Linked DNA regions of Mus musculus: region 1 is linked to region 2. Evidence: chromatin loops called from intact Hi-C (ENCODE). Cell type or tissue: gastrocnemius. All regions are shown on one strand. Links, peaks and the distances in the headings refer to the core of each region. The heading gives the core; the rest is flanking DNA.

Region 1 (9,212 bases), core at 637-8,636, 120 kb after region 2:
TTCTTCTGTCAAGTGAAGCTGGTTGGTAGAAAGCATGCCCTGAAGAAGCATGGGTGTCCTGAAGAATGATACCCAGGAGTGGGGCAACAGGACTGGAAGCCATGCTGCTCTCTGGTTAGTGAGCTTGTAAGCCTTCTTTTATCTGTCTGCCTTTTTCTTCTTCAGATTTTTTGTGGGTTCGTGTACATAACTGAGGAGAGAAGAAGCAATAAAGCCATTTCCTGCTTGAGGAAACAAGGCTTGATTTTGGTTTGAGCATCTGAAGACAGACACATTGTCAGAGAGTGACCTGAAAGAGCAGCCCAGTAAGATCAGCAGTGCCTGATCTTACTATTCATTCCCCCAATGTTGCAAGTACCATGTTCTTTTAAATAGTCAGCCCTGAACCCAAAGAGGTACCTACCCCCTGTCACAGAAGCGTTTGTCTGGGAGTGGGACAGAAGACCCCTCTTGAATCTAATAGTAAAACATTCAGAAATTTCCTACAAGGCTTCATAGTCACCTCACGTCGTCTCCTTCTCCTTTAAGGTAAGGTCTCATATAGCCTAGGATAGCTATCACGAGCTATCTAAGGAGAGTACCTAAGAATGGCTTTTTTTTTTTTTTTTTTTTTTTGGTTTTTCAAGACGGTTTCTCTGCATAGCCCTGGCTGTCCTGGAACTCACTTTGTAGACCAGGCTAGCCTGGTCAGAAATCCGCCTGCCTCTGCTTCCCAAGTGCTGGGATTAAAGGTGTGTGCCACCACACCTGGCTTAAGGATGGCTTTGAACTCCTGGCCTTTCTCCATTCTCTTCCCAAGTGCTGACATTACACATGTGCACCACCACACCTGGCTTGTTCTCTACTTCTTATGTGTGGGGGGGAGGGGTGGGGGGGTTGCATGGCTATGGGGGTGAAAATCAGAGAGCCTCTCCATTACTTCCATATTAGGTGGCTTACAACTACCTGTAATTCTAGTTTCAGGAGGTCTGACATCTACCTTCACATGCATGTGCTGCACATATATACATGATGCAGGCACACACACAGACACATAAAAATATTATAAGAATAAGTTTATTGGGGCTGGTGAGATGGCTCAGCAGTTAAGAACACTGACTGCTCCTGACTTCAAATCCCAGCAACCACATGGTGGCTGGCAACCATCTGTAATGAGATCTGATGCCCTCTTCTGGAATGTCTGAAGACAGCTACAGTGTACTTACAGATAAATAAATAAATCTTTAAAAAAATAAATAAATTTTTTAAAAAGTTAAAAAATGTTTATTTTTTAAGATAGATACAAGAATTTTCAGGTAAAGTTATGTATATATAATTTGTTTCAAAATAATCAGCGTGCAGTAGATGACGCTAAAACAGTGTTTTCTGCCTTCCTAATGCTGTGACCCTTTAATGAAGTTCCTTATCATGTGAGGACCCCCAACCATAAAATCATTTTCATTGCAACTTCATAACTGTGATTTTGCTACTGTTTAAATTGTAATATAAATATCTGGTGTGTGACTCCTGTGAAACATCTCACATCACTTCGGGACATATTTGCACACAGCAGTAACACGCTAATGGATCACTTCAAGCTGGTAGGACCTGGGGTGAACCTCACTTTGATCTTACCATGATTTCCTTGACTTTTCCTTATTGGAATTTTTTTTCCTTCTCCATCCACCCCCAAGATAGGTTTTCTTTGTCTAGCCTTGACTTTCCTGGAATTTGATCTGTAGACCAGGCTGGCCTCTAACTCAGAGATCTCTCAGTCTCCCACGTGCTGGGATTAAAGGTGTGCACCACCACCTCCTGGAAATTTTATTTTCTTAAACAGGAAAATTTCCCCTTTGAAAAGGGCTGCAGAGCGAGCATCAGCAAGGGGAGATGGTGCCTGTCAGAGCATCTCCACTTCCTTACCGCTCAGCTTGCAAAACCGAAGACCACCTGCCCACAATCATCTTAGTCACCTGGGCTGACACTATACTTTCCACACTTTACCAGCGAGCTTTGCGCTCAGCTTCCAGAATTGTCAGCAGAGTCCTGACTGCTCCCGCCCCTGGGCTGCTAGAGGCAGCTCCTATTCTGCCCAGCCTGTCTCCTACACTGAAGCCCACACAGTCCCACTGAAACCTGTGCAAAGGTGCTATGGAGGACTCCAGCATGAGTGACAGTTTATTAATGTCCCAAACCTCAGTTGTCTTCCTACTTCACCTGGACCACACCCACATCTATCCTGTGCTTTAGTATGAGAAAATGAAAGTGCTGTAACAGGCCCAAATTTTAAAAACCAACCAACCCCACCCCATTATCATTGGTGGGAGAGAGATCTCGAATGCAAATTATGATTTAACTACATCAGTATACTAAAGATAGATCTGCCGGCAGTGAGCTCAGTGTCTGCAATCAGGTGACAGAATGAAGAGACACAATGTATCATCAGGATTAACTGATCCTTAAACACTCCCACCTCAAGAAGCAATGCAGGGGCTGGTGAGGTGGCTCAGTGGGTAAGAGCACTGACTGCTCTTCCGAAGGTTCAGAGTTCAAATCCCAGCAACCACATGGTGGCTCACAACCATCCGTAAAAAGATCTGACTCCCTCTTCTGGTGTGTCTGAAGACAGCTACAGTGTACTTATATATAATAAATAAATGAATCTTTAAAAAAAAAAAAAAAAAAGAAGCAATGCAGACCTGTGGTACTAACAAGAGGGCTCACTGTATGCTTGGAGAAACGCCCTGAGCGCCCCACCCAGAAAGTCTGGGAGAAAGCCCAGCATACAGGCACCAAGGGAGAAGATGTCCACCTCAAGGCCCAGTCATGTGTTTGTGTATGCAGCTACAGACATACTTAAACATACACTAAGGGAGAGACAGACACTGAGGTCCAGGCAGGTTGACTGATTTCCCCATGTCACAATACAAGTGACAGAATTTTCTGTGATAGCAAAGGCTTGACCAATAGATCTTCTTAAATATATATATATTTTTTTAATTTGGGAGATGAGTTTCAGACAGCGTCTTACCATTTAGCCCTGACTGCTTGAACTCACAGAGATCCATCTGCCTCAGCCTCCTGAGTGCTGGATTAAAGATCTGAGCCAAAGCCTTTTTTTTTTAATACTGTGTTCATCTACTTTGTGTGTGCACCCATGGGCGAAGGTCACAGTGCATGTGTGGAGGTAGGAGAACAACTTGCAGGATCTGATTCTCTCTGTTCACTGTGTGTCTGGACTTGAACTCAGGCCATCAGGCACCTTTATCAGCTAAGCCATCGTATCAGCCCTTAACCAAGCTTTCTAAAGGCACTGAATGAAGGGCTTCTGTACCCTCCCCTCTTTCGTGTATATGTAACAGGCAGGACTAAGTGAGTTGAGGGTTAAGTGACTGGGAAAAGAAGCTCAAGGCTCCAGCTTCAGCTGTGTGAGGCCGGCAGCTAGACTACTTCAAAGGATAAGGCTGGCCTGCCTATCTAGCCCAAAGCTGGGTCTGTAGCCTCATCCATCAAATACTGAGAAGATTCACCATTACTCTAAAACAGACAAAGGAGTTTCCCATCTCCTCAAACATCCTTTGAAGTCACTTTTTGGTTGGTTTCTTTGTTGAGATGGGGTCTCTTATAATGCCTGCTAACCTCAAAGGAACTGTGTAACCCCAAACAACTCCTGACCCTTCCGCCTCTACCTCCTGAGTAGCACTCAGGATTATAACCAAGTCCCACTGCACCTGGTTGCTATTTGCATTTCAAACTAGTTACCCAGGCACAGAAGAGAAAGGCCTCGGACAAATGGATGCTGTGGTCACTGCTCCTCTGAAAAACAACAGATGGGGCTGAGGATGCCCCTCAGTGGTGCAGCCTGTGCTTAGCGTGCAAGAGGCTCTGCATCCTAAGGAACAGAGGGAGGGAGGGAGGGAGGGAGGGAGGGAGGGAGGGAGGGAGCAGTAGAAGGCCAGCTCGATGGTTCAGTGGATGGCAGAGTTTGACCCCTGAAACCCATAGAAAGGTAGGAGATGGACTGACTCTACAAAAGTCCTCTGACCTTCACAGGCACACGTGTTCTCATGTACACACACCATGCACACACAAAAATGCACAATCATAATTAATAAATAACTTTCTTAGAGAAAAGTGAATAGTAGGCTGAGCGGTGGACTCCGGATCAGCATCTTTGGGGAAGTATTTGACTCACACAGTCTCTACTTCCCTCTTCTGGGAACTGGGAGGAACAGTTCCTGTACAAAGACTGCTGAAGACCAAATGAAAGCAGGGCTTGCAAGCTTGGCTCAGCAAGCCTTAGCTTAGCTATCGAAACACACTATCAGCTTGCTGGTAGCACAAAGTCTTGGGGGATGGGGGTGTTGTTCTGAGCCAGCTTCGTGTTTTACTGTTGGGGTGACCTCAGGCCTTGGCTGTGTTCTTTGAGCTGTGTGCAGGCACAGCTCCTCCTGCAGCTCCTACACTGTCTTCAGCTCTGGGCCTGGTGAAGGGGGTGAGGAGTGTGTAGGTCTCTTGTCTTCTGGGGTCTAGGTGAGGGGCTTCTTGCCCCTGCATGACCCCTGTCTTCTAGGGTCTTAAGTCAGGTGCTTGTACTTCTTGTCTTTGTAGGATTTTCTCTCCAAAGGTTAAGAAAGGTGACCCCAAAAGTTCGATTTGACAGCTCAGATCTTGACTACACAGATGATGCTAACAACAGTTACTTTAGTGACCTGCAGCTGGGACAGCTCCACCTAGAGATTATCCAGCTGTTTGAACAGCTCCACCCATAATTCACCCAGCTGTCTGGGTGGCTTCACCCTCAGCGCTTTCAGTAGCTCCTCTTTCTCGGCCACTGCTGCACTGCTTTTGGCTTCTGTGGCTTGACCGGAGGGAAATGGAAGGAGACCATAGTTTCACATCTGACCTGGGTGAGTGGATCCTGGTGAAATCCAGACCCTGATTTTTCCAATCTAGGCTTAGACTGTGCATGTTCAAGAAGTGCTTCTGTCATGCGCAGCACACTTAAACCAGCATCAATCTTCCTACCTTAACCCTTAGCAGGTACAGAATACACTAGCAAATAGGACTGATTTCTAGGTATCTACGTGTCCTTACCTGAAGCCTGGGACAACCCACACTCCATGTGGCCACCACTGACTGAGGATGAGACTCAAGAAGGAGCAAAGAAAACACCAGAGCTACTCGGAGTAGTGTGTGCAGTTGTGAGTCCCACAACGCTAACAGGCCTCACTGACCGCCAAATGAACAAAGGCCTTTCCTAGTGCATGGGAAATGAGGCCTGGAGCCCTTGCTTGGATGAGCTACTACGTTCAAGAGTCCTCTAGGAATTTTGGCAGAATACAGCAGCTTTACAAAGCCTTCCCCTGTCTAAAAAGCTCTGAACCTTAAGACCTACTGTTCAGCAGCCAGGAAAGAGGCATTTTGGCAGGGAGAGCATGGCCATCTGAGGTGCTGGGGGTGAGCTGTGTTAGTGAGTATATGCTCTCCCCCAGAGCTGGCTAGATTCCTTCCAACCTCCATCAGCCAAGATCCCCAGGTTAGGACGGCAACTGAAACAGCCAGAGAGAGGTAAGCAGGACCCCATCAGAGCACCCACTTACTACTACTCCACAGACCGGCATCGAGCCAGCCTGGGAAAAGCAGATCTGGATGACTTAGGTGGACAATGTAAGACCCTCCAGGCTGTCTTCCTTCAGCAGGGGCTAAGGCACTGGTAGTACCTTGGGCCTCTTGGAATAATTCAGTTGTTCCTCTCAGGGCCCCTCACCAGAGACCTCTAATCCTTTGAGAGGCAGATGGCACCTCTAAATCTACCTAACTGCTTGGGCCAAAAACTTAGGAGTCACCCTTAATCCTTTCACCCTACTGGCCACCTCCAAAACATAACCATCCCCTACCACCACCCTAAAAAGTCACCACCATCTTACTAACCTTCTACCTAGTCTGGCTGGCACTTAAAGCTCTCTCAAACTCACAATCCAGAGAGGCCAGGTGACTTCACTTTCTTTTGCCCTCCTTTTGTGACACGGAGGGCACATGCACACACTGAGAACACTCTACACCGAACCTCATCATCAGCCCTCAGAGTGATTTAAAAACAAAGCAGAAAACTAGGGGCCAGGGATGTGACTCAGTTAGTAGAGGCCTTATCGAGCATACACAAGTTTCTGAAGTCAGTCCCTAGGCCCACATGATCTGGTATGGTAGCATACACTTATAACCCCAGTACACAGGAGAGAGGCAAAAGAATCAGAAGTTCCAGCCCATCCTTAGTCAACTACATAAAGAACTTAAGGTTAACCTAGGTTACAATAGGCCCTGTCTTAAAAATTATTTATTTAAACCACCAAGGTTTTCTAAGGTCTAGAAAGATGACTCAGGGCCCGGCAGTGGTGGCGCACGCCTTTAATCCTAGCACTTGGGAGGCAGAGGCAGGCAGATTTCTGAGTTCAAGGTCAGCCTGGTCTACAGAGTGAGTTCCAGGACAGCCAGGACTATACAGAGAAACCCTGTCTTGAAAAACCAACCCCCCACCCCCCCAAAAAAAAGAGAGAGAGAAAGAAAGGTAACTCAGTAGGTATTGTTCCACAGGTCCCAGAACACACATGGTAGCTCACAACCCTCTGTAACTCCAGTTCCAGGAGACTGAACAATCCCTCCGGCCTCTGTAGACACAAGGCATCCACACAGGCAAAACATCCACACACATTAAAAAACTAACACCAACAAAAACACCTAGATGATGACACCTTCTGAGAAGCCTCCAGTGTTCCCATGGCGTGTAGACTCCTCTAGAGTAGACTCCCCCTACTCCCAGCCACCTCTCCACTCACCCCATCACAGCCACTTCCTGCAGTTTCTGGAATTAGCTCAGGACCACCGTGGAGTCTTTATCCTTTTGGTATACCTTCAAACAGTGAGCCCCTTCCCGAGATCAAACCTCAACAAAAATGTCACCGCCTCCCCCAGTTAATGCAGCAGTGTCCCCTCCATCCCTGGAGAATGGCTTTCCAGCACACTACTGCGCCATTGCTCCCACTGTGTTCCTCCAGTTCAAATCCCGTCTGCCTACTTTTTGGTTTTGGGTTTGCACCTGCTGAACGCTGTGAGACAAGGACCTCAGCCATCTCTTCACTGTCATATCCCCAGGCTGCACAGGGCTGCCACAGCAAATACCTGTTGCTCAGCAAATGTCCCACAAACGAAGCCATAGGAATACAACAAGAGCACTGTGCCTGGCGTCTGAAGACCCGGACACCACTGTGAGGTGGGTGGGCTTCTGCCCGGCAGCATGGTTTCTCTTCCTAGGAGTTCCGCCATTGTTCACTGGAGAGTTTAATCTGCACCTTGCTTTCCTCACGGGTACCAATGAGACCAAATAAAGGCCCAATTCAGAACTCCAGAGCATCAAGATCCATACAGACAGCAGTGTGTCAACTGTCACAAGACAAGGTTCTTCCTTGGCAACCTGAAATGTGTACGAACCCAGCATGCGGGAGAGCAAGTGCTGGGGCTAACCTAGGCTACGTAACAAGGCCCAGAAAGACAAGAAGAAATGGAAAGAGAGCTGAAGAGATGGCTCAGCAGTTAAGGGCATTGGCTGCTCTTCCAGAGGAGCCAGGTTCAATTCCCAGCACCTACATGTCAGCTCACAACTGTAACTCCAGTTCTAGGGGACCTGGTACCCTCACACAAACATACATGCAGGCAAACCAGTGCACAGAAAATAAAAATAAATCTTTAAAAAATAATGGAAAAAAAGAAAAAGAGAGGAGAAAGGAAAGGGAGGGGGAAGGGAAAGATAACAGGGAAAGAAAAAGATGTAGGAGCAATCTGAGGTTCCCCACTCCCCCACCACCCCACTACTAGCTCCTATCTGGGTGCCTAGCAGGCATCTCAGGACACAGCAGAAGACAGCAGGGCTTTACTCTATGGCCAACACAAACACAATCCATGAATCCATTTAGACAAGTCAAGGCAAGTGTGTTAACATACACCTACAGTCTCATTTGCTCAGAAAACTAAGGTGACAAGATCACTTGAGCCTAGGAATTAGAGGCTGGCCAGAGCAACAAGTCGGCCTTAAACAAAAACCATGACGCCAGAGATGGGCTGGTTAGTGGAGTGCCCGCCTAGCATGTGCAAGGCCTGACACCCAATGGGCAGGCAGATCAAATACTGTCAAATGAAGTTATTTGCAAGTTAAGCTCGGGGTTCCTTGAAGGCCATGAAGATACAGTATCCTGTATATCCCTGGGATAGAGAAATGTAATAAACATTTACTGAATTTGGTTCCAAACAACAAAACCTCCAATTAGCCATTTTCCTCCTTAAAACAAAAACAGGGCCTCATGTGTCTCCGACTGATATACAGGCAAGGTGGCCTTGAACTCCACCTCCAGCACCCGAGTTCTGGGACTGCAGACATGAGCCACCATGCCAGTGTCTACATGGCACTAGAGGAGAAATCCAGGATTCGTGTATGCCAGGCAACATTCTACCACCTGAGCACAGCCCGCCGCACCAGATTTCTCCTTTCCTTGCACCCACCCTGGTAAGGAGGTCCTGGTTCATGGAGAAATCCTGCAATGACACCACAGTCACACACTGCCACAATGACAACTGCTTCATGCTTCTGATCATCTCTGAGGACTGACAGACCTGAGATTATAAGCACACACTATACTCACTCACCAACCACTATCAGAATGTAAAATACAGTACACGTGCTAAGTTAAGCCCAAATAATGACAGCTAACATTTACCAAATGTGCCGAGCAATTTATAGCCACAAATTATTATAGGAAAATGTTAGTGCCAGGGTTGGACTACCTTACCATGAATTGTTGGTCAGGGTTTGCTAAAGGAACAGACAGAATGGAGGATCAGAGTGTTTATTAAAAGGGGATTTATTATTAAAAGGAGATGCAGTAGTCCACCAACGGCTGTCACTCACTGTACAGGCCAAGAAACAGGCAGCTGTTCAACCCACGGGGCTGGATGTCTCAGTGGTCCCATTCAAATCACCAGGGATGCCCTCGAGGTACCCCAAACAGGCTATCGCAACTGCTGTTGGTTGCCCACCATTATGAGACGGTAAGAACTTGTTGCTGAAGACAGTACAAGCTTTGATTTCATGACAAAGAGAAACCAAGCTGAAACTGAGCTGGACGCTTCCCCGCTGCTGGCCATGGTTCACAGGGTGGAAGATGCTATGCAGCCTGCTAAGG
Region 2 (9,046 bases), core at 1,047-9,046:
GCCTGAAGCAGGAGTGCAGTTGGAAGCCATCCTGGGCTACATGAAGCCATCCTGGGCTACATGGAGAGTTTCAGGTCAGGACAGCCCAAGCTACCATAGGAAGACCTAAATAATAAAAACATAAAGGCCTTAACAAAGGGCTCAGTTGTTAGAGGTGATTTGAGGGTGGCCCTCCAAGCTTGCATAAAGGTGGAGAAGGGCACCGACCGCACAGGCACCCTGGCTTGTGGACTCCTTCCCCACCACACACCTTGAGAAAAGTCAGCCCAGGCCTCAGACCCCTCGGCTAATCTGCCTGCCTGACCCCATCTTTTCAGATGATGCAGAAAGGGATGTGGAGTTTCTCTCCTGAGCAAGCTGATATATAGGTATAGGAGTGGGCAAGGTGGGTCCCCTACCATGGCCCATAATTGCACACACTATCCTGGGCCATTAAAGTTTCCTGACAGGTGCCAGCTCTCCTGGGGCACCTCTTCAACTCTGCCCTTCTGCAGTCACCTGCCTACTCTCCACAGACTCTTTGCCCTGGCCTGTCTCTTTTTCAGGGTGGGATGGGACAAATAAATGCTCAGGACACAATCTAAATGGACAGGATGGCGTTGGTGCCACGTGTGTAGCACAGCCCATAGGGATCAGCCCGGAAGTAGGTACAGGGACCAGACAGAGCAGCTGTCTTAGGGCGGAGGCAAATTTGACTCAGTAGAGCCCTCAACCCACTTGCTATCATGGCCATACCATGGCACAGGGGTGGGCACTGAGGGCTTCTGACAGTCTGCTTATTCTGCTCTGGCCCTGGCAGAGGATCCAGCTAAAGAATCACTTGCAGATGTGACTAGTCCAGAGCCAGCCAGTAGCCAGCCCTGTGCCCTGTACATGTTTTGACCCCAGACTGTTTGTTATTCTGGAGGGCTGGAATTCTGCCCCTTAAGTCTTTGTGTGGTCATGGCGGGAGGGGCCTGAGGGCCAGAGGCACCAGGCCACTTGTCTCTCTTGAGTTGCTCCTCAGGAAGCACCAGGTCCTTTTAGGCAGGCTGTGGCCACATCACTGTGCCTGACTGTTTTCTCCTGGGTCCAACATACCCACTACATGCCAATGTCCTTGAGAAAAGAGATGCTGAAGTCAGGGCATGCCACAGACTTTAAAAAGCAAATGACAGCAGCTCAGAGTCAGGGTGCTGAGGATAGGAAGGTATTATGGAGCTGGGTCAGAAGGGGCAACCTAGTAGCTGGGAAGCAGGAGAAAGCAGAAGCCATAGTCCAAGGAAAAACAGGCAGTCGTTGAAGGCTGAGAAAATCCAGAAGCCCAAATAGATTCTGGCACACAGAAGGGGCTGGCTCATGGGAATCTTTGTGTGTGTGTGTGTCCTTCCCATAATATGATCAGCCCTAGAAAGGACACCACCACCAACCAAGGAAGTGATTGCCACCTTTGCCTGTGGTGTGACGGAGGGGAGGATCTGTGTGGGAGCAGAGTGCTTAAGTCCTTGCCCATTCACAGTTGGGCTGTAGCAGGCTGGCTGTCTCTGCTCTCCCCCTTCTTGAACACCTGTTTCCCCAGGCTTCAGAGCAATCTCTTGGGAGATAGGCAGAAACAGCCTGGCCTGGGAGCTGGGGACTGCACCCTGCTTTGTGGCCCTACTGCCTTGGCTGGCTCCCTTTCCCAGCCCATCTGCTCCTCCCCCCCCATAGACTGCACATTTGCTGCTCTGGTGACAGCTCACTTGTCAACTCAAGGCTGCAGTCCCCTGGGGATCCAGGAGGAACCCTGGAAGCCCAAACAGATCCTGGCACACAGGAGAGGCTGGCGGATTGTAATCTTTTCTGGTGTCCTTCTCTCAGCATGGCAGGTCTTGATGTGGGCACTGCCACCAAGAAAGTGGCTCCTACACTTTACCCCTTGCCTCTAAAAGGCAAGGCCCTCCTTGTGTGTTGCTTTAGTTGGGCCTCCAGACAGTAGCCCGGGGTCACTGAGGGCAGACCTGTTGCTCTCAGCTCACAGTGGGAAGTAGGGTTCACTTGCTGACCTGGCCCTCAAGCTTACCATGGGAGACCAAGTAGGCAGCCACCTGATTTGTCTCTGCTTTGCCTGGTTTCAGTCACCCCCATACAGCTCCGGGAGCTATGATTCCATCAAGACTGAAGTCAGTGGCTGTCCTGAGGACCTGACAGTGGGCCGGGCCCCTGCAGCAGATGACGATGACGATGACCATGATGACCATGAGGACAATGACAAGATGAATGACTCAGAGGGCATGGACCCCGAGCGGCTCAAGGCCTTCAACGTGAGCACCAGGCAGGGCTGGTGGGACACCGATGGGTCTAAGGCAGGGCCAGTCCTCTCCCATAGCCTGTGTCTCCCCAGATGTTCGTGCGGCTCTTCGTGGATGAGAACCTGGACCGCATGGTGCCCATTTCCAAGCAGCCCAAGGAGAAGATCCAGGCCATCATCGAGTCCTGCAGCCGGCAATTCCCTGAGTTCCAGGAGCGGGCCCGCAAGCGCATCCGCACATACCTCAAGTCCTGCCGCCGCATGAAGAAGAACGGCATGGAGATGGTGAGTACCCCCTCCTGGCCACCCTGGCTTGTGGCGCCATCACTGCCCTCCAGACCCCCTTACCCCAACTTCCCAGTAGGCCTGTTTCACAAATGAGGAAAACGGGCTGTTAGTCAGGTACTGGAGTCCAAACCCCTGCTTTGCCATCCCCTGACCAGGACCCTTCCAGCCCAAACACCAGCACTGTCTCTTGTGCCTGCAGACCAGACCTACTCCTCCGCATCTGACCTCAGCCATGGCAGAGAACATCCTAGCAGCTGCCTGTGAGAGTGAGACGAGAAAGGCAGCCAAGAGGATGCGCCTGGAGATCTACCAGTCCTCACAAGTATGCGCTCATGCTGGCTGTGTGCAAAGGGGTCTCACCCACTGTTCATCCCGTCTACACCTGCAGCGGGGGTGGACAGAGAGGTGGCAGGGCAGCCATCATGTAGCCTACGGTTATAGCACTGTGGTGGGCAGAGAGGATGGAGAGAGGAGGGTGCCAAGAGGTGGGTGAGGAGTGCTGGAGGACCTTGTTGCTAAGATTGCAGACCTGTTGGAAGGAAGGCTGACTGAGTATGGAAGTCCTCGCCTATAATCCCAGCACTAAAGAGATACAGGTTCTAGGTTCATACAGAGAGGATCTTTTACACTGCATAGAGTCAACCTAGTATGTTCATAGAGAGATGCAATCAGGGGCGATCCCTGAGGCAAAGTGCCCAGGGAGAGAGAAACAACAGGATACCCCAGCCCAGATCATATCAGTGGGTCCCAGGAAACAGCCTCTTCCTACCTCATGACAGGGACAGTGACCAGGCTTTCTGTCCCCTGGGTTCCCTAGCATTGTCATCCCTCCTTTGCAGGAAGAACCCATAGCCCTGGATAAGCAGCACTCTCGGGACTCTACAGCCATCACCCACTCCACCTACTCACTGCCAGCCTCTGCCTACTCCCAGGACCCCGTGTATGTCAACGGTGGCCTCAATTACAGCTACCGTGGCTATGGGTCCTTGAGCAGCAACTTGCAGCCCTCTGCTTCCCTCCAGACAGGAAATCACAGTAATGGTAAGTAGTGGTCAGGCCTGTTTTTTTTTTTTTTTTTTTGAGAGAGGGTTTCTCTGTGTAGCCCTGGCTGTCCTGGAACTCACTCTGTAGACCAGGCTGGCCTCGAACTCAGAAATCCACCTGCCTCTGCCTCCCAAGTGGCTGGGATTAAAGGTGTGTGCCACCATGCCTGGCCAGGCCTGGTTTTTACCAGAGCAGTGTCTAGCTTGTTCTACATAAAAGCCCTTGGGAAGAGCGGGACAATGGCTCAGCTCCCCCATTACCAGTCAGTCTTTAGATGAGGTCAGGAAAGCCTGGGCTCCCTTTTCCATCTCCAATGGTAATTGCTTCTGCCAGTCACTACAAATGCACCTCTCTGATTCCACTCCCTGAAAGTCCCCTGTGAGTTGGCAGCAGAGCCAGGATCTGGTCTAGCCTCAGCCCCTCTACCCATGGTGCCCCCATTTAAGTCGTCTGGGAGATGGTTAAACATTAGGTTGGTTCTTCTGCTCCATACCTAAACTGGGCAGCTTGACAAGTGCTTCCAGGAACCTCTGCAGGTGCCACTCCCCACCCCAAGGGAGGGAGGAAGAGGGGGAAGACAGATTCCTCCTACACCTCTGGTGGCATGAGGTATTCTGTCTTACATGGGGGCAGATCAGCCATCAAGACCTTCTCTAGCAGGGGCAACAGGGAGAGAAGGGTCAGGGGGCTACTAGGCATACAAGGGCTGTGACCTGTGTCTGGCCTCCATCATCCTGTTCTGTCCAACCCTGTGATGAAAATGTTTTCAGGGACAGGGCAGAGGCAGTGTGCCTCTGTGTTATTCAGGGGCCAAGGAGTGAAGGAAAGTGAAGACATCAAGCTGCTGTCTTAAGGGGGCAGGTAGAAGAAAAAGCACTTTCTGGCAGGCGAGCTCTGGGTTTAGGAGACCCCTTGACTGTTCCTGGGTAGCAAGGAAGAGGGCCGGTTCCTAGCCCTGGTAGAAAGGCCAGGCCATCTCCACCCACCCCTTGCTTCATCTTGCATGCTTACTGTGCCCCACAACTGGGAAGGAAGTGCTGGTGTCTGGAAGGTTCCTGCCTGGGCTTAGCCTCTCATCCCTTCTAATGCGTCTTAACCTAAAATAAGAGGCTGGCTGGCCTAATCCCTAGAGCCAGGCCAGCATGGTGCACACCAGGGGTAGAATGGCTGATCCAGAGCCACTCTCCTTCCAGTCCCTTTGCTAGAGTTAGAGTATCTGACGTGGGTTTCAGGATCAGGAAAGTTAGAATGCTCTGGAACACTAGTACTAAGTGGCTATGGAGGAAGGTATAACCTGGTGCCCAGTCATGCCCGGGCAGCACATGGTAAAACTTTACCTGGTACATGCAGCATGGCCTGTGTTAGGACCACAGTTGTGGTGGCTCCCTGGCCTCTCACAAGTGTATGAGTCCTGAAAGACACGACCAACAGCCAGAGCTGAGATCAGGAGGCAGCTATCTGCTCCATGAATCCCATCTCTGAACATTCTGCTTCCTTGAAGATGGGTAGGACTGAGATCTGGTCATTTTCCTCCTTGCTAGGAACAGCCTTTTCCCATGAGCACTAGTGCCTCCAGCAGCTGGGGAAAATAAGCAGTAGCTACTGGGTCACAGAGCCATCCCTCCTTCCCACTGTCCTGCCAGTCACAGCCTTTCAGGTGATTGTTTGCTTCTGCTTGGACCCTACCACAGCTCTGCTAATGGCTCATCCTCCTCACTTTGCTCATGTTGTCACTGGAGATAGAAATGAGCTCAGATAAAATCAGACCCCGTCCCTCTAACCCGGGGTACTAGGCAGCTTGTGCCCATACTAGCCCACTAGGGGCCACTAGCAACCTGAGAATCCAGCTGTAACTGGAGCCTGTACAGAAATGGCTCCAGATCAGATCAGGGACTGGAGGGCTGGGGAGCTCTCTAAGCAGCAGTGAACAGTGAGCTGAGATTTGGGGATAGAGGGGGGAAAAGAAACCTGGGGCCACCTCTGACAGTGGCAGGTGGCCTCTGCTACCCCCAGGCATTGCCTAGATCAAAAGCAACCAGAGAAAATCAAATCTATTTCATCCCCTCCAAGTCTTGCAATTGGGATATCTAGAAGCTGGCAGAAGCTGCCACCATGGAAGCCACTCGCCTGCTGGGCTCTGTTTTTGACATACACATCTCTTTTTCCTCCCATATTTGATTTTAACAGACTTCACTGTTCTATATCTTAATTCCAAGAGCATTGCTATTTATTTTATTTATTTACTTATTTTATTTCACTATTTAAATGTTTTATTTCATGTCGGCCGGGGCTCCGTCCCAGGCTGCTTCATAGGTTCTCAATGGGCTGGTAGGGCCTGTACGGGTACTTCTTCTTCTTGTCCAGCTTGGTTTCTGGGAAGATCTCATTTGAGTCATCACTGGTCATCTGGTCAAAGGGAATTATGTTCCTCGTTTTCTCCAGCTGCTTCTCACACTCCTGGGTCCTGAGCTGAGGTCCAGACACAAACTCAGCACAGCTCTTCACATCCCCCGTCTCCTCTTGTCCACCAGGGCTGTGTGTTTATCCTCAGGCACAGGGATCTTCAGGGCATTATACTGCTTTTCAAAGTCATCCACCAAGCCAGGCTTGGCCACATTGGCCCTGTAGTAAGCCCAGTCAATCGCAGGTGGTTTCTCAGACAAACTAGCCAACCTGGGGTGGAGGGTCTCATTCCAGGACTTCAGGGCATTTCCAACTGCCTTCTGGTTTTGGGGCATGAGCTACACAAAAGATACCTAATCAATGGTTTTTAGAGCAAGTTTATGCCCAGCCATCTTGGGATACTTCACCAACCCCCGGCGGAGTGCTCTCTCTCTCTAACCTGTTATTTATTTTTGTGGTAGGGAGGGTACTTTACCCACTGAACTACACCCCTATCCCCAAGGAAACTTTTTAGCAAACTATCTACATTCTCTGGTCAAATGGGGAAAAATAACTGTGTTTACGAACTGTCCAGTCAGGGGCTAGAGAGATGGCTCAGCAGTTTTAAGAGCACTGGATGCTCTTCCAGAATACCTGGGCTTAATTCCTAGCACGTACATGGCAGCTCACAACTGTCTGTAACTCCAGTTCCAGGAGATCTGCCGCCCTCACATAGGCACACATGCAGGCAAAACACCAATGCACATAAAAATTAAAATTAAAAAACAACAACAGTACAACCACAGAGGCCAACTTCTTTTCCCAATAAAGAGCTGTGCTGACTTCCTTTAGCAACAGTTGTTTCCACAATTTATCCTTAGATGTTACTTCTAGTGTAGATGTCTCCAAAGACAAGGTTTTGTCCATCTCTAATACAGCCATGTAAATGCAGCAATGAACAAGCCTGGTCATCAAAACCTACAGGGAAGTAGGCCCAGAACAACATATATTCCTGTAGATGGCCTCCAGGTTGAAGGATACAGGTAGGGGACTCAGGAAAAAGGGGCTACAGCCAGGAAAGTGAACTATCTGCTGTGGCAAGGGGTCACCAAGGCCTCTCATTCATTCCCCAGCTCTCTTCATTCCTCCCCCCCCGCCCCCCCCAGACAGGGTTTCTCTGTATAGCCCTGGCCTCGAACTCAGAAATTCGCCTGCCTCTGCCTCCCGAGTGCTGGGATTAATACTTACAAGGCCTTTCAAGCTCTGCCACTTCCATGTCTAGTGGGAGTTTACTTCCATGTCCAGTAGGCCAGCTGAGGTGCCTCTCCTGGTAGGCTCTGCAGCTAGTTCTCAAGAAGGCTGAAACGCCTGTCTGCTGGGCTATCTGGGCTTCCCCAAGCTTTATGGAAGCTCCTGTTCCCAAGAAGCGGCTCCCTGCTTTGTTTTGGAATCAGAAGCTCGCTCGAAGAAGTTCTGAAATTGCCCATGAGGTGGCAGAGAAGGACTCGAGCATACACCTGCTCAACTCGAGTGCTGGCAGCCTACTCCATGGAGCTTCTAATGGGGCAAAGAGGTGGCTGTAGTCCCCTTCTCCCCAGGGATCTTAAGAGCTTGGGTTTGGTTGTTTTGTGTGTGTGTTTGTTCTGCCACAGTCAGCCAGTGGAGGACAGACAGCAGACTATTCTGTCCTCTTCTGAGCCCTTCTGTCCCAGAAGCGTCAGCCTCCTCACTTGGGACAGTGAAACTCCTCAGAGGAAGAAGAGCTGAGGTGCTGAGGCAAAGCAAGCCTTGCCTCTCTTCCATCCACAAGCACCTGTAAACCCTCTAGGGGCAGGGTGTTCACTGCCTCTCCAGACCGGGATGGTAGCCTCCCCTCTCAACCTTCTGGGGAAAAGGCCCATCCATGCTACTGCCTCCAAAACATGCCAACAGCTCTTTCTCACAGTGCCTGGAGCACAGTTGCTTCCTGGGACTGTTAGTCCTGTTCCAACCATGACTACCCCTTGAAGAGCGGCAGGGCTCAGGAGTTAATAGGAGACATTTCTGTGGCTCAAGGTGCCTCTTCCTCAGCCGCAGCCAGAGCTGGGATGTATGTCTGATGGGCGGCATAGGTAGAGGCAGGAAGCTAGGTTGGAAGCCTACTGTGCTGTGCCTGATACCAAAGCCCTTGTTTTTGATGCATGCCTCCTTATTCCATTGTTCACTTGCCATGTGATTTTGGGTAGAATTCTCCACCTCTCTTTTGCCTGTCATATGGTTAACAATAAAGCTTAGCCTAGAACCCTTGCCATGTCAAAGCCCCATTCTAAATACTGGGAATATAGCCATTGGGGATATAGACCAGGGCTTCCAAATCTATGCCCAGATGCAGGCAGGGGCTTCAGCTTCCTCTAAACTTTAGACTCTAAATCATCTTTCCCTCTCTACAGGGCCCACAGACCTCAGCATGAAAGGCGGGGCCTCTACCCCAACTCCTCCCACGCCTACCCCTTCCAGCAACAGCACCAGCAGGACCATGCCCACAGCCCAGCTTAGCCCCACGGAGATCAGTGCTGTGCGGCAGCTCATCGCAGGCTATCGAGAGTCTGCAGCCTTCCTGCTGCGTTCTGCAGATGAACTGGAAAACCTCATTTTACAGCAGAACTGACCCTGCTGGCCCCCAGAGTGCACGACGCCAGGAGGCTGTCCCAGCCTGGACCCAGCTTCCTGCCTCACCAGTTGGTACACTGTTTTCTGAAAGAGGTGGGATCCAAAAGAGCTGTTTCTAGCTGCACTCCAAGCATCTGAGACTTTGGGCACAAGGACACTTTTCTTTTCTTTTTTTTTTTTTAATTTCACCACATGGGTGCTCTGACCTGCTTGGAAAGAGGCCAGTGGGGCAGCTCTAAAAGGGTTGAGGTTCCCCTGAAAAGGCACAGGGGCTACAGCTCTATTTAGAATCACCTTTGTGGACCACGATGTTAGAACTCCCCCCCCCCATAATTACCTTTCAAGTCTTAGGTGAGCAGAATTGCATATTTATTGAGAAGAGCAAAAGTGGACCCTTTCTCTCCCCTTAGTAAT

Evidence for each region. Hi-C counts contacts between places; a loop is a spot of excess contacts. Peaks named below come from ENCODE experiments on the same cell type or tissue, not always from the same donor. Only the 100,000 strongest peaks of a DNase experiment are listed, where the experiment ranks them.
Region 1: a loop joins it to region 2, with 1.9 times the contacts of the local background. A loop is called at or near these places in 2 of 42 quality-filtered maps.

What each region holds. Positions count from the first base shown.
Region 1 is chr2:153,294,178-153,303,389 of GRCm38, reverse strand. All of the region lies in intron 1 of Kif3b (kinesin family member 3B), which reads right to left. Among named protein-coding and RNA genes, the nearest start is that of Gm39961, 7.4 kb to the right of the region's middle. In gastrocnemius, for the core only: a CTCF peak has its summit at 4,200 (motif pointing left); DNase peaks (open chromatin) are centred at 3,840 and 5,466; H3K27ac peaks cover 947 bases.
Region 2 is chr2:153,411,196-153,420,241 of GRCm38, reverse strand. Nol4l (nucleolar protein 4-like) reads left to right here. Exons shown (of 11, transcript NM_001134300.2): 7 at 2,097-2,282; 8 at 2,363-2,554; 9 at 2,757-2,879; 10 at 3,397-3,598; 11 at 8,413-9,046. The coding sequence ends at 8,630. It also overlaps the pseudogene Gm14472. Among named protein-coding and RNA genes, the nearest start is that of Asxl1, 70 kb to the right of the region's middle. In gastrocnemius, for the core only: a CTCF peak has its summit at 5,411 (motif pointing right); a DNase peak (open chromatin) is centred at 1,630.